Linked DNA regions of Mus musculus: region 1 is linked to region 2. The links are chromatin loops, found by intact Hi-C in ENCODE. Cell type or tissue: gastrocnemius. All regions are shown on one strand.

The links. Peaks named below come from ENCODE experiments on the same cell type or tissue, not always from the same donor. Only the 100,000 strongest peaks of a DNase experiment are listed, where the experiment ranks them.
Region 1: a loop joins it to region 2, with 1.9 times the contacts of the local background. A loop is called at or near these places in 2 of 42 quality-filtered maps.

The regions. Positions count from the first base shown.
Region 1 is chr15:84,815,685-84,819,684 of GRCm38, reverse strand. All of the region lies in intron 2 of Phf21b (PHD finger protein 21B), which reads left to right. Among named protein-coding and RNA genes, the nearest start is that of Gm52202, 27 kb to the right of the region's middle. In gastrocnemius, no CTCF peak of the experiment used is centred here; DNase peaks (open chromatin) are centred at 1,210 and 1,891.
Region 2 is chr15:84,875,313-84,879,312 of GRCm38, reverse strand. No RefSeq gene overlaps it. Among named protein-coding and RNA genes, the nearest start is that of Gm46528, 19 kb to the left of the region's middle. In gastrocnemius, no CTCF peak of the experiment used is centred here; no DNase peak of the experiment used is centred here.

The sequences.
Region 1 (4,000 bases), 60 kb after region 2:
TCCTCCCTGTCCTGGTCTGAGCTCCCCTTCTCAATGGTTTCCTGTGTAAGCACCATCCTGCAGGCTGCACTGGTGATCAACGAGGCTGGAGTGTGCACAGCAGCATAACCTCTGTGAACTCCAACACTTACCCTATGCTACCAAGAACTCCTTACCCTCTTCCTGCTCCATGTCTTCATCCTGGGTCCTCTCCCAGGTGCAGTAGACATAGTCAGGACTGGCTAGTCCATTCCAGTGTTGGGGTTGCCCCATAGAATAGAGCTCACCCCATGGGTGCTCCCCCAGCTGCCCCCAGGGCTCTGCCTGTCTAAAAGGGAGCCGTAACTGGCGCTCGACTTTTTTTAATGTGTGATTTCTTCTTTGATATATAATTTACATACATTGAAATTCACAGATCTTAATTGTACCATCTGATGAGTTTTGACAGTCGCAGGCTTGCAGGTAACTCACACCCCTGTGGAGACGAGGTAGGGAATATTCCCATTACCTCAGAAAACCCCTGTGCACTGCCTCATCAGTCCCCGAGAGGCGTAAAAAGAACCGGGACAACTGACTGTAATGATACGTAACCAGCATATCCCGAATACTATCATTTCCAACGTATAATTAATGTTTTAAAATAGTAATGAGATTTTTGCTTTTTTTCCCTTACCGCCTTTGAGACAGCGTGTGTCTTATACCTGGTGCACAGACCAAGTGCCAGCAGGTGCCAGGTGCTGGCAGGTGAGGACATTCAGGTGGGGTATCACATGGAGAGGACTCAGAGCAAGAGGTCAGGAGGCAATCAGAGCCTCAGAAGGGTGACAGATACGGAATGATATTGTTTCCAGTCGGACCCCAGCAGAGAAGTGCCTTATAAACCGGACTGGCTGGTGCAACTTCCCAGTGCCACCTCCTCCAGGCTCTGCAGGCAGCAAGCTGGGAGGCTTCCCCAGGGACAGCACAAGGGGTCTGCAGCCTCACCCCATAGCTCTCAGAGGGAGTGCTACTATTATTTCACTAGAGACGGAGGTCATGTGATATGCGTGTCTCCCGCTGCAGATACTGAGCCTGGCTCTCTTTTCTCTTTCAGTCCAGACAACTCAGGATTTGAAGAAGTTCACTTTCAACACATTGCTAATTAGAAATGCCAACCTTCTCACGAGGCTTCATAGAGACAATGGGGTGTTGTGTCCCCTGAGGGCAGCCGTGCCAACTGGCGATATAACGTCTCGGCACACACGTGGCTGCTCAGTCCAGCTTGCACGAGGCCTGGGCTTCCTGCCCTCAAAGGGATAAAGCCAGTCAGGGCCACCTTGTCCTCAGCTGACACCTGCCTCATCCCATCTCACAAACTCCCCTTCGAAAACCAGCACAACCCCATTTTCTGGATGGGAAAACAAGGGCTTTGGAGGTTAAATGGCTTCATCCAAGGTTGCCTGAGCCATGATGTCCTACAGCTTCTCTCAGGTGACAGCTCAGGTTTTTAGGTCCTTCTAGTGCCAGGTGTGTATCAGACACTGTGAGGAGACACCCTGACGACACAATGGTCCCTAGGGAATCCTAGACATGGGAAGTCTGAGGGACTAGTGCCAGCTCCCACAACCATAGTGGCAGGCCTCTGAGCCACATGCCTATGGCTACTGACCGGAGTGGCATTCAGGACAAGCGACTGGAGTATCCCCATGGTAAGATTTCACTCCCTCAGAAGGGGTGTTTATGTGTAGTGCAGGTATGAGTATATAAATTACCTCTTGAGCTGAGCAGGCCAACCCCACACCCATTCTGTGCTCCTGGCAGGCCTCACTGAAGGCAGGGACGCCCCCCTCTCCCAGGGTGGTCTAGTGAGCCACTGGGCTTGAAGTGCTCTGACATCCATAGTCTGAGTGGCAGTGAGGGTGAGCCAGGAGATGTGGGGGCTCTGGCGGCTCTGTAGAAAAGATGCCAAGGAGACTGAAACTTTGGCACATGGGCCTTGGACCATCAAGCTCTGACTGTAGGGTCTCCCGTCCTGATGTGCCTGTACCCAGAGTGCTCTGGGTACATCCTCCAATCTAGCCATTCTTAAAAAGACAGTACTCTGGCAGAGAGCTCTTTCTGACCCCAACACCCAGCACCTCTGGGCTCTGCCTCTGCTACGAAGTTTCTGTCTCTTTGTAGTCTAAATTGGATCTTTTGATCATACACACAATCCCCTACCTCCTTCCCTCTTCCAACCTCTCCTCCTCTTTCTCCCTCCTTCCTTTTTATTCTCCCCACTCCCACTTTTGTTTGTTTGTTTGTTTGTTTGTTTGTTTGTTTTTGAATCAGGATCTCATTATTAAGCCTGGGCTGGCCTTGAGTTCTCCTTGAATTCCTTCACACTCACGCCTCAGCCTCTCAGATGGCTGGGGTTGGAGACAAGTTCTATCCTGCCGGGCCTGGAGTCCCTCTGTCATCCCTGGAAGTCCTTAAGGAGCACTCTCAGGTAGCTTAACTGCTTGTCACTGTGACCTGTCCTTCCAGAGTGTGGAGCAAGTCCTTGCCCCTGCACCGGGCTCACCAGGTACCTGCTGGAGGACCTGTGCCCTTGATTCTCTAGCCTCATGAACACATTGGCTGCCCAGTATCCCACACCAGAGGGGCAAGAGAGCTGTGGTCAGGGAGGAGCCATCACTTACAGAGAAACAAGACACAGATGGGACTCAGGATCATCCCTCCCATAAGTCACCTGCCACACAGGGCCACTGGGACCCTCGGGAGGCAGTGCGGGACTTCCGGTCACCCTGTGCCACCTTCCTACTACCTTTATCAGGAATCCCTCCATATCCCCGACTGAAGACAAACTAGGCACCTGGCAGCCCATGCCCTGCTGGCAGAGTTAGGGGGCCCAGCTTTATAGTTAATGTGCTCTCAAAGCCCTCCTATGATGGGCAATGAAGGGTCACCTGGAGCATGCTGCCTGAGGCTCTGTGGCTGTGAGCACAGCGGAAATGAGTCGAGTCCTGTAAGGACATTCCTAACAGAGACCAGAGATTAGCTTAGAGTAGCAGTTCTCAACTTGTGGGCAGTAACCCCTGTGGGGTTGAACAATCCTTTTATAGGGGTCACCTAAGACCATCAGAAAACACAGATATTTACATTATTATTCATAACAGTAGCAAAAGTACAGCTATGAAGTAACAACAAAAATAATTTTATGGTTGGGGGGTCACCACAACACGAGGAACTGTATTAAAGGGTTGCAGCATTCAGAAGGTTAAGAATCACTAGCCTAGAGCCTCCCAGCCTTCCGGACTATTCAGGCACAGCCTCGGGCAGAGCAGAGTGGTGAGCCTCGGGCACCAGGATGTGGGATGCTATAAGGTGAGTCTCACCCCCTCTCCAAAGAAAGGGCCAGCGCTTTAAAAATGAGGTACAAGTTACATACAGTGAGAGGCACTGGGCTAGACATGCAACCTAGTAAATGTAGGTGAATGTCTCCATCCAGATAGTTACACCCAAGGACCAGTGACCCTGGAGGTACCTACCACAAGCTGCTTAAAGGTAGGCCCTGCATTTCCTGACACCCGGGTCCTCTCCAGACAGGTTCACATAACAGGCCTTCCCATGGTACTAGCAAGAGTATCTAATTGGATGGAGATGACGTGGTCTTTGAGAGGTGTGTCCACGGTTGCAGTTGGACACTGGTTCTTCTGAGTGGCTATTATGTGTGGGGCCTAGCATACATCCTCATTCTGGGACGTGTTGTAAGGACACAGACTTGGCTATGTTCAGAGCCTGATGCAAAGACCAGAGGCCCTAGCATGGATGCTGGGCCCTGAGGCCCAAGCAATGATAGTTCCAGGAACATAGGAAGGAGCAGCCCCTACCATCTATGTCATTTTCTAGGCTCCAGGGCTGTCACTCAGCCCCAGTCATCATTGTCACATGTTGCTGTGGGTTCTGGGAACAGGGAGGGGGAAACTAACTCCAAGATCCTTCCATAGAGGTTCCAAGCTCCACCCCTTCCTCTGGGTCATTCCTGCCCAAGCCCCCAAGC
Region 2 (4,000 bases):
TCACTGGTGCCTGGCAGAGGCAGGCCAGAGGCTTCCTGCTGCCGTAGGGCCTTTAAGGACAGATTATGAAATTGCCGTTTAAGTCATGATGGTGTCTTCAGTGAATGGGTACCCCGTGCCCTCAGAGGATGGGTACCATTCAGGGTTCACAGCAATGCCAGCTTGTGAGTTCTAGATGCCTCCTGCGAACTTTCCCTCAGACCCTATCGTCTGTGCCCTAGAGAAGAGAGATCCTTGAGGTCAGGGGCGGTCTTCTCCCTCAGACCGATCTCATTCATGGTTTGAATTGGCTTAAGTCAGGTTCTAGGGGACTAAAGAGGAGCTTTGGGGTGACTAAGGCAGAGAAGGGGATAGAGAAGGGGGCAAGAGGAGATCCTGGGATAGGCTCCTCTGGCTATGAGTATGGCAGACATCCTAGAAGTTTCTTGAGCAGATGTACTGCCTATACAGGCTATATCTGTTGAGGCCTGCCCTACTAGCATATCTGTAGCCACCTTGTTCCATGCCTAACAGCTATTTCACATCATTGCTGTAATTTGCCTGCCAGTCATTGATGCAGGAAAATAACTTGACTCAGAACACGGTCATGCTGGCCGCATAGCCAGTTATGTTCTGTATGTTATGAGGTTTGTTAATCTTAAGAAATTCCACAACTATAAGCTTCATGTAGGACTCATCAAATTAAAGGTCAAATATGAACTATTATGTCTAAAATGGCTTGCGTGAGGGCTGACCACTGGGCAGCACTTTCAGCACCTGTGTATGAGCTCATTGTGATTTTTGCAGTTTTGACCTTTATAAGATGGCCTGAAAAATGTCCAGTGCACAGCTTTGAGCTCTTGAGACTGAGCTGTTGCCCTGGTCGATTACAAGGTGTGTGTTTAATAAACCATCCTTATCTGATTGAGATCAGTGTTCACATGGTTTGTGGGGTGACTCCTGGACCCCAACAATATCCTCAAGAGAAGGACACATGAGGATTGCTGCCTCTGTTGGGTCCTGTGGGCATCTGGGATCAAGTGGTGTTTCTTTGTTTACACAAGGTGTCACAATGGAGTCCTGGCTAGCCTAGAATTCCCTATTTAGACCTGCTGGCCTGGAACTCAGAGATCTGCCTGCCTCTGTCTCCCAGAGTGCTGGCATTAAACGTTTGAACCATCTTCCTGTCTGTACAGTGTCCTCATAATCTATCCTCCTCTTCAGTGTCCCCTTGGTCCACCCTTCTGTACTCATGGTATCTTTGAAGTCTATCCCGATGGTTCTCAACCTTCCTGATGTTGCAACCCTTTAATACAGTTCCTCATGTCGTGGTGACCCTCAACCATAAATTAATTTTGTTGCTACTTCATAACTGTAATTTCGCTACTGTTATTAACCATAACGTATATATCTGGTAAGCAGGATAGCTGATATGTCACTGCAAGGACTTGAGGCCCACAGGTTGAGAATTGCTGTTCTAAGGGGAGGTGAAATACATCCTGCACGGAAGCTCCCTAGGCTCAGAAAATAAACAACTCAAAAGCTTCAGGAATTCCCTGAAACTGACCTGATTCACTGAGTTCCGTCTTCCCCAGGCTTATATAAGCAGTAAGGACTGCTGAGCCGGCTCAGTCAGCTGAGCTGCCTGGAAGAGGCTCAGACCAATTGCAGACTCTCCAACTTGTTGTGCCTCCTGCTGGCTGTGCAGTGTTTCCATCTTTGTGTGAGTTGTCATCCATGCTGGGGTGGGTTTTGGCACAGTCAAAAAATGCCTTTGAGTCATTTCTGTGCCTGTAGGTAATTCCTTATTAATACTCCCGCAAGTAACACTCAAAAAAGTTCATTGATTGACCAAGTTAGACTTTGCTGCTGCCTGTACTTTTGGGAGTAGACATTTGTTTACTTTGTCTCCTGAGGATAGTGTCACACAACAGTGGACGAGCAAGCAAGGTCCCGAGCCACATCACTGTCGACGGAAGCCTCATCTCCAGCCACAGACAAACCACGGCTGCTTCATTTTGCTCACAGGCTCCAATTGCCACCCAGGCCAATGTTTTTCTTTCTTGGAAAGTTTGGGAGGTGGGCGGTGACATTTTCAGCTGCTATTTTCACGCATCATTCTTAGTCACTGTGGGCAACTGGAAGCCAGCAGAAAGCCCTCCCATCGCCCAGGGATGGATGGTCCCTCCCCTCTATCCTACCTCCAGGAGAGAGTGGCACGAAGAGCCCCACAAAGCAGAGTCATGGCACCTTTCAAAAGAAAGTGAGATAAATGTAGTCTTCCTGATAGAGCCAAGTCTAGAGTGATACCCGGCTTTTTTGAAGATGTTCTAGAATCTATCTGAACCATCTAGAACATTCTTAAGACTAGCGATAGCAAGTATGGAGCCTTAAACACTCGAAATACATGCTCAGAGACTATCCCCTGAGATCTGTGACCAGTACTAAAAATGGCTCCTCAGGCCCTCATCCATTCATTTGGCTCTGATTTCACAACCCTGAACTTCTCACTTATGGTAGATTAAAAGCAACACATTCTAGGACTGGAGAAATGGCTCAGCGGTTAAGAGCATTGATTGCTCTTCTAGAGGTCATGAGTTCAATTCCCAGCAACCACATGGTGGCTCACAACCATCTGTAATGGGATCCTATGCCCTCTTCTGGTGTGTCTGAAGACAGTGACAGTGTACTTACATACATAAAATAAATAAGTGAGCCCCCTCCCCTTTTTAAAGAGTGTTTCCTGTTATTTTGGGAGACCTGAATTCAGTTCTCAGCATATATGTTGGGTAATTCATAGCCACCTGTTCCTCTAACTCTGAGGGATCTAATCGCCATTTCTGGACTCTGGGAACAACTGTGCTGATTTGTGCATGTCTGCACATAGACATGCATACATCCATGCAGAAATAGAAATAACAAAATAAATATTCAAAAGCAACAAATCCCTAACATTTCCATCAGCACACGTGCAGAAGAAGCTATTAAAGAGTTTCAGGGAGGGATGGTGAGGAGCCCAGGGGTCCCAGGCCTCCGGAATCTTTAGCTTGGCTGGCTGCCATCAAAGCAGAATTTACATGGTGATTTCCCACTTTACTTGGTGCTGAGTAAGCCGAACACTTCCACAAGCACTATTTTCATTTCAGGAGGCTCTTAGTTCCTTTCCTCTTTGCGATAAAAACAAAACAAAACAAACATCATCACAATAAAAACAAAACAAAACAAACATCATCACAATAACTTAGAAAGGAAAACATTTACTTAGACTTCTGATTTCAGAGGGTTAGAGTCCATGATAGCAGAGCGAAGGCATGGTGATGGCAGGAACAGATGAGAGTTCACATCTTGTCCTAAGAGAGAGAGAGAGAGAGAGAGAGAGAGAGCAAATGGATGGCATGGGCTTTTGATATTTCAAAGCCCAACCAATGACATCTTTTCACGAGGTCACACCTCCTAGTCCTTTCCAGATAGTTTCACCAACTGGGGACCAAGTATTCAAATGTATGGGCATTCTCATTTAAGCCATACATGCCACTCCTTGGATACCATTGGCTATCAGCCATGTCATAATGCATAATACATTTAGTCCAACTTAGTCCCCAGAGTCTTTCACATTCCCAACACTCTTTAAGTAGTCCAGTGTTCAAAGTGTCTTTTGAGACTCAAAGCAATCCTTTCATTGTAAGTAACCGCCTGTAAAAATCAAAGAGTGGTTACATACTTTCAACATACCCGTTACCGTTCCAAAAGGGAGAAATTGGGGGTAGAGTAAGGAAATGGTGGGCCAGAGCAAGACTGAAAGCCAGCAGTAGCTTCATGCCAAAGGGCTTCGATGGCTCCACTCTTCTGACTTCGCTGACTGCAGCACACTTCTCTCTCTCTCTCTTGGGCTGTCTCCAATCCCTGTCCACAGCTCTCCTTGGCAGATACGCCACAGCTCTGGCACCTCTAACATCTTGGGGTCCCCATTGCCATCCAGCCTTTACTTTCACAACTTGACACAATGGCTTCTCAGATATTT